2 separate regions of the Mus musculus genome follow, and region 1 is linked to region 2. A link is a contact called in ENCODE Hi-C or POLR2A ChIA-PET data. All regions are on one chromosome and are shown on one strand. Each heading gives the region's core, a stretch centred on a gene start or an enhancer-like site at or near the end of the contact. The rest is flanking DNA. Distances are from core to core; before and after follow the strand shown. Region 1 overlaps Gm30713 (a long non-coding RNA gene). Region 2 has its middle 37 kb from the start of Gm30713.

What was found. Hi-C counts contacts between places; a loop is a spot of excess contacts on that map. ChIA-PET counts read pairs that join two places held with the same protein, here RNA polymerase II (POLR2A).
Region 1: a map of heart shows a loop between it and region 2 (3-fold over the local background). The contact joins two enhancer-like sites. A Hi-C loop is called at or near these places in 7 of 37 maps with a recorded cell type or tissue (adrenal gland, gastrocnemius and heart). POLR2A ChIA-PET finds 5 or more read pairs at or near these places in 2 of 5 experiments (Patski and embryonic stem cell).

Annotation. Positions count from the first base shown.
Region 1 is chr8:125,387,811-125,391,381 of GRCm38, reverse strand. Gm30713 (a long non-coding RNA gene) reads right to left here. Exons shown (of 5, transcript XR_879356.2): 4 at 3,433-3,571; 5 at 2,540-2,837. Among named protein-coding and RNA genes, the nearest start is that of Gm30713, 3.7 kb to the right of the region's middle. Within about 2 kb of position 2,006, at least 1 of the 3 ENCODE cell types and tissues checked has a DNase peak (open chromatin) inside an H3K27ac peak, as active enhancers do; it is heart, where a contact is called at or near this core.
Region 2 is chr8:125,347,355-125,351,189 of GRCm38, reverse strand. No RefSeq gene overlaps it. Among named protein-coding and RNA genes, the nearest start is that of Gm30713, 37 kb to the left of the region's middle. Within about 2 kb of position 1,414, at least 1 of the 3 ENCODE cell types and tissues checked has a DNase peak (open chromatin) inside an H3K27ac peak, as active enhancers do; it is heart, where a contact is called at or near this core.

The DNA of each region.
Region 1 (3,571 bases), core at 757-3,256, 40 kb before region 2:
CTTCACAGAAAGAGACGGAAGCCTCAAACAGAGAGGTAAGAGATCGGAAGGGACCACGGACGACATGTAAGACCCTGCATGCAGGGGCCCTTGCGACAACCCAGCTACATTTATTTCTCCCAAGCTCATTGCTCCCTCCTACAACTAAGACACTGCTCCCCCATTCTGCCTAAGGACAGAAACCTTGCTGTTTTAAGCAAAAGGAAATGACAGTTTCACCCATCTCCTCTTGTGCTAATCCAAAAATCTTGATGGATACATGCCGCTGCTTTCATTTTGTAAATAATTAAAAACAAAAACAAATAAAACAAACAAAAATCCCCAAGGTCCAGAAATGTTTATGAAACCTCTTCTGAACTCATACAGCTTTGCTGTTTCAGGCTAAGGTGGAAATGAGATTCCATAATCCCAGACTCATCAACAGCAGTCTGCCCTGCTGTGTCCTCAAAAGCACAACCCGACAGCCAGGCAGAGTTGGCTGGAACAGAATGCCTTTGAGAATAGTGCAATTAAAAAAAAAAATCCCTTCACGTGTGCATCCCTGTCAGCCCTGTTTCCAAAATGTTCTCTCTAGCCCCCACTGCTTAGACCTTAATTCGTCAGCTCAGCTGCAGATGGTGTCATCCACTGGGGTCCTGCTAGTTATTAACTAGCATCAGCATCCTCACTGGGGACGGGCTCCAGCTGATGTCATCCATCCATCCAGTGCTGCTTCCTACCCCCGCCCTCCCCGCCCCACCCCAGGCAGCATCTTCTGCCAGACACCAAAGATGCAGGCTTCTCGTGTGCCTAGATGGAGCCAGAAGGCCTTGGTACTGTATCCCAGGGGAAGGATGCTATAGGGATTTGCCAACAAAGGACTAAATCTACCTGGGAATGGCTCTCTTTCTTGAGCCTGCATCAGGCCCTACTATGCTGAGAACAGCAGTGGTAGCATCCTTGGTGACAGTCACAGAGCAGCCTCACAGTAATTAAAGAGAAGCACTGGGGACAGGTGGCAATGCCTGACTCCGCAGACGAGGCCGTTAGAAGGAGCTTGGCTGTTCCCAAGTATTCTCTCCCTTTCGTCCTGCATTCTCTCTGGGGATCTGGCTCCGGGCCCAGGCAGGGACTGGCAGCCTTGCTATTTTGGGCCCTTCCTGGCCAGCAATTAGTACTGGGATGGCTGAGCCCAGGAAGAGGAAAATCCGGATTTTTATATGAATGTTTCCTTTTTACTGAACTCTGTGTGGAAAAAAGCAAGAATTAATTAGGACTATTCAAACAGGGATGATTTTGTTAAAAGGAAGTAAACAGGGGCCAGCAAGATGGCAGGAAAAGGCACCCGCCTGCCACCAAGTCCGATGACCTGAGTTCACGCCTTAGACCCAGATGGTAGAAGGAGAGAACTGACTCTCACAAGTTGTCCTCTGACCTCTACACATGCTGTGGCATATGTCTGACCACACATGCGCGCACACATGCATACACACAAACACTACTATTTTTTTAAATGGAAGTAAACAGGAATCGCTGTGTGATGTGTATCTTCTGTCTTCCACCAGCCCCTGGTCCTCCTAGAACACCCCCACACCATCCTTACTGATAGCCACATATCAGCCACACACAACGAGAGGCAGCCCCTGAGTGACATGGGGCCATATACTTCAGCTCTGTGAGATCTTAAGCTAGCAGAAATAACAGTGGTAGAAATTACATCCCTCCCTTAAAAATGGGTTGCAGGGATAGACAGGTCTATAACCAGAGAGCTTGTGTCATGTGACTGAGACCCATTGGGTCCACTGCCTCTAAACCATGTGCCCAGATCCACAACACGACAGCTCTCCTTGTTTTGAACACAACCTCAAATGTTTCTGTAGTCATATGGTTGAGTGCGTCTGGACAACTGGCTACTGTCCATAAAGAGCCAGCTTTTTATCCTCCAGCTTTATCCAAAAGGGGTGGAGAGTCGGTGCCAGAACACAGCCTCAGCTGACAGTCTCTATATCTGGCAGGAAGCCTGAGTTAGGACTATCATTCACACTCGCACTTGAAGCGAGGAGGTCAGTCACAATGCAGATGACATACAAGAAGCTTGACAAGGAATGTCAGAGTCATTCTGAACCAAGTGCAGAAAGGCCAGGCAGGGGCCAGAGCGTCCTCCAAGATTCCCCACAGGGCTCTTCCTGTGGAACGCTGCTCTGTCTCTGAGGATCAGACACACTCTTGATACCTCGTGTTTCATTAATTTTCCTGAAGGAAACAAACATGTCTCCCCAAGATAGTGTGGAAACAGAGCAAAGGAGTGATACCTGCAGAGTCCACCGTGGTGAACCCATGGCTTATTGAACTCACTTATAGGAGAACGAGTAAGCCCCAAACCGCAGCAGTGTAGGAGTCTCTCTGGCATGAATAACGACTTCCTCATAGCTGCATGGATGGCATCCCTCCCCGATTCTCAGTTACCCTCCCTCACTCTGTAACCTCCAGCACCTCCCAAGACCTCGGGCAGCCAGGCTGGAATGACACACAGCTAGGAAAGAACACAGGAGGGACTGGATGAAATCTCAACTAAGGGTTTAATAACCCTCCCCGGCCCCTCCTTCAATGAGAAAAAGGTCAGCAGGTCAAATCTTGAGGGTCTCTTGAGAGTAGTCACAGCTGCCCTGATGAAGGTGGTAATGGCTGCCACAATAGGGAGACAACATTCCACAGCCTGTCTTCAAACATCCTTAGAAAAATGGTGGCACGTGCCTGTTGCACGTGCCTGTCCTCTCGGTAGCTCATGTGATCATCATTCAAATCATAGATGCACTCAGCTGTGACACAGGAGACAAGAGTGGAAGGCAGCCAGGAGGCTAGAGGAGAAACGGTAGCAGAGAGGCAGGTTGGGCTCTGGCTCTACGGTGCCATGTGTTTCACATGTACATAAACCAGACTCTGCTAGTATATTCCATGGGTTTTCCTGAGGCTGGGCTTCAATGGTGCACTGGCTGGTTTTGTGTGTCAACTTGACACAAGCTGGAGTTATCGAAGAGAAAGGAGCCTCCCTTGAGGAAATGCCTCCATGAGATCCAGCTGTAAGGCATTTTCTCAGTGATCAAGGGTGGGAGAGCCCAGCCCATTGTGGGTGGTGCTATCCCTGGGCTGGTAGTCCTGGGTTCTATAAGAAAGCAAGCTGAGCAAGTCAGGGGAAGCAAGCCAGTTAAGTAAAATCCCTCCATGGCCTCTGCATCAGCTCTTGTTTTCTGACTTGCTTGAGTTCCAGTCCTGACTTCCTTTAGTGATGAACAGCAATGTGAAATTGTAAGCTGAATAAACCCTTTCCTCCCCAACTTGCTTCTTGGTCATGATAGAAACCCTGACTAAGACAAATGGGCAAAGCAAACTAGAGCATGCAGATGGTGTAGAGGAAGACCTGTGTAAATATGGCTGTAGTCTTCAAGACTATACCTGGAGCTGGGACATGGCTTAAGATGCAAAGCGCTTGCCACGCAAACATGAGGGTCCAAATTCACACAAACAGCCAGGCACTGTAACACTGCAGAGTGTTACTGGAGACAGGAGCAAGGTTCATGATCAGTGAGAAACT
Region 2 (3,835 bases), core at 165-2,664:
CCCATTTTACAGACAGAACTCAAGTGCAAATTGCAGAAGCAGGATCAAGACCTCCTGGTTGTTACTGAGCTGCAGTAAAAACAAAACAAAACAAAACAAAACAAAACAAAACAAAACAACCCTTGTTTTCTTAAAAGTGCAGATGCAGAAGTGGACCCAGGCTAGAATCTCCCAGAAGCCTGGTAGGGCCGTCCCAACTCCTTTCTGTTTGCAGGATCTGCAAGCAGGGCAAGGTGTTAGATACATTAGGTCCTGCAATGACCTCCACCTGTGTGGGATGAGGCTGGGCCTCAAAGTGGTACAGAGACAGCACTGAGCACAAATGCTCTGCCAGGTTCTCCCTGAGGTATCTCTCTTCCCCTACCTGTCTTCACTCTAACCTCTTTCCACTGCAGCAGACAGTGGTCATAGAGAACACATTTCCCTGTCATTCCACAGCTTCCACGATGAGCGCTAGTCTCGTGTCCTTCACTGTAAGCCCTGGTGGACACAGGCTCTGACTTGAACAGAAATATACAGGTGTTATGCTTTGAGTGTAAAGTGTCCCCTAAAGGCTTGTGCCTTTGAACACTTGGTCCCCAGATGGTGGCAATATGTTTGAAAGGCTGTAAAACCTTTACGAACCAGAAGAAAGTGGTTTGCTGGAGAGCTGGGGAATTTTAGGGAGTAGTGTTAGGTCAGGTGCCATTTTGGATCCACCACATAGTGAGCTCTAGGCAAACCTGGGTGAGCGAATGAGATTCTCTCTCTGAAAAGGAGTAAAAAGAGGTCTGAAGATGTAGCTCAGTGGTGGAGTGTTTACTGAAGGTGGGTGTAGACACACTGGGTCCTAGGCCCAGAACAGAAAACAAACAAACAAACAAAAAGAAAACAATAACAATAACAACAACAATAACAACAAAAACCTCACTTAAGATTTGGATGTTTCTGTTATCTAGTGTGTATAAATTGTGCTTCAATTTGGAATATTGATAGGTCTTTCTTTCTTTCTTTCTTTCTTTCTTTCTTTCTTTTTTTTCATTTTGAAAGGACACCTGGTCAGTTTGTACCGGGTGTTTCTAGGTAGTTGGCCTCTTGTTTGAGAATGAAATAAAACCTTGAGCAGATCGAAAAGTAGCAAGGAAGCTTTGCAGGAAGCAAAGTGACCACGCTAATCAGAAAGAAATTCTCTATGAAGAGAAAGCAGCCACACCTCAGAGCACCAGCAGGCTCAGTTCCCTTCCTCCTCATTTCTCAGCCCCCAGAGATGGCCAGCAGCCCTGTGCTGTTCCTGGGCAACTGCTGTCTCCATGGACACTCAGCCTCTTGCCCCTGTTCCCAGTCTTCTGTCTCCGAGTGCTCTTTCTTTATGAGGACACTGACCTCTGGCTTGGGTCCAGCTTAACTCATCATGACTTGGTGTTGACTGACAGTATCTATAAAGAACCTTTTTCCAAGTGGAGTGGCCTCTGAGGTCCTAGGTGGACACACCTTGGGGAGAGGGGAGACTTGCCCCCCACCCCCACTCCCAGCTTCTATCTTCTCGGGTTCTTCACCTGGTGTCATCAAAACTAGATGCAGAAGTGTGTGAAGACCACACTGAATGAGCAGCTCCTCCCTCTAGACTGGCCCTCCTACCCAGCATTCCGGAGCTCCAATCAACAGGCTCTGGGCTCTCAGCCAGGCTCCTGTCCTCGGGGATTAACTTTGCTTTGAATGATGAGCTCCAAACACTTGCACTCTGGTTAAGAGGAAACACCGCGTGACCCAGCAACCAGGAGACAAGGTTGTTAACCTCAGGAGCAGGCTCACATTCTGTAGGAGTTCCAACACTGTTGCTGGGAACAGAAAAGTGTCCCACCCCTCCCCCTTACCCAAGCCCTTCCCTCACCCCCCTCCCCGTTTGCATTTGATCTTACAGTGAAGACAGACAGTGAGATATTAGCCATGTTATCAACCGCATAGGAAATGGTCTATGTTCTGCAGATCTTACATATACACATATGTTACAGCATGAAGTGCTCCCGAGGAGGTGGTTACCAGGGAGCACTGCAAAACTCACTCAGGACATAAGAATCCGAACAAGGGAAGGCTCCACCTCAGTGCCTGTAGCCTTGGTGACCTCCCGTGGATGGTCCTGTTCTTCCTTCCTCTCTCTAGTTGCTTTCCGAGGCCCCCATCCTCATCCTAATCCCATGAGCAGGAATGAGCCAACTTTCCATGGTCCCAGAGTATGTGTCAGTCTTGAAAAGTTCTAAGACAACTGGGTCTCTGATGTTGAAGTGAGCTCTCACTATGGCCCCTCTCCGGCTCCTACCCTCACTGAACATTTTAAACGTGAAAAGTACTTATAAGACAGTCAGAAACAAACACAAGCCCTAGGCCTGTGGACCAGAAAGAAAAAAGTGTCTCTAAAGCTGACGGAGGCAGAAGGAAGTCCCTCAATCATAAGTAGCACAGCACCCGTTCCTCCAACGCACAACATCCATATAAACAGAGGGAGTGGGGGTGGTTGCCCGTGCCTTAGCGAGGCTAGCAGGGCTAGGGCAGAACTCAGCTGACCTCTTAAGGGTGTGGCCAGACTCCAAAAGCAGCTATGGGACTGAAGCATCTTCTCCTTGTGAGAGCCCACAGCCCCGTTCCCCTCCCACCCCACCCCCCACCCCCAGCACTGTGGGAGCTCAGAGCCCTATATCCTCCTCCCAACAAGACATTGTGGGAGCACAGAGCCTTGTTCCCACCAGGGCATTGTGGGGGATCAGAGCCCTGTCCTACCCCCACCCCCCCGGGGCATTATGGGAGCTCAGAGCCCTGTTCCCACCAGGGCCTAGGGCGAAGGAAGGTGTTCTCCAGTGGTCTTCACAGTGTGTGTGAGCAGGTGTCTGACTCGAGTTCAACCGGAGGATGGGAAGCATCTTCGTACCCTGGAGGGAAGGATGGGGCACAGCCAACAATAGTGCTGGGTGTAGGAGACCGGAAGCGCTGGGATACAGGAGCAACTCAGGTGCTGAGGCAAACCCTGGACACTGGATCTTGGGTAGCCAGGATGGTTAAAGAAAGGAGGTTGGGGGAGGAGGAAGGAGAGCAATGTAAGGAAGAGAAGGATGGAAGAGGGGACTTCGTTAAGAAGGAAGGAAGTACCAAAAGCAGGACAGAAAGAAGACAGGATTCAAGAAAGATCTCTGAGCAAATTTAGTTTTATTATTATTATCATTATTATTATTTTTTTAAAGCTAGCCATGCCTGGTGGTGTGTGACTTTAATCCCAGCACTTGGGAGGCAAAGGAAGACAGATTGTTATGAGGCCAGCCTGGTCTACACAGCAAGTTCTAGACTAGGCCACCGAGGGGCCACACAGTGAAGAAAACCCAGGAGCAGATTTCATTTGCACTCAGCTCAGATCCCTTGGACTCCTCCCTCCCACAAGCCCCTGCTTTCCCATCAGCTGTGCCTTAGTGTCCCTTAGCTGTGCCCTCTGGTGTCTCCTGGGAAAGCCATCAGGGACAACTAAGGTTCCTAAGGCACGGGACTAGCATGGACAGCACCAAGGAGACACGGTGCAGATCAAAGCTCATCTCCACCAGTGTGTTAGGGCCTGGAGTCTGCAAGTCTCGCCACAGCCTGCCAAGGCAGCACAGCCTGCTACAGATCTGGGTCTGGCGACACCTCGACCTCTCCAGGTTCTTAGCAAAGTGTGTTCTGGCTCCAAGAGTCTAACTTGGTGTGTGGGGAAGGCCTGCTCCTAGGTACTGGAAATGCCACTGGCTTTGACCTGCAGCACGGAGCTGCAACGAAGGTTCTGTGGCTCTGCTCACTAAGCTGGAGTCCCTGTGACAGCAACACTTTACAGTACAGG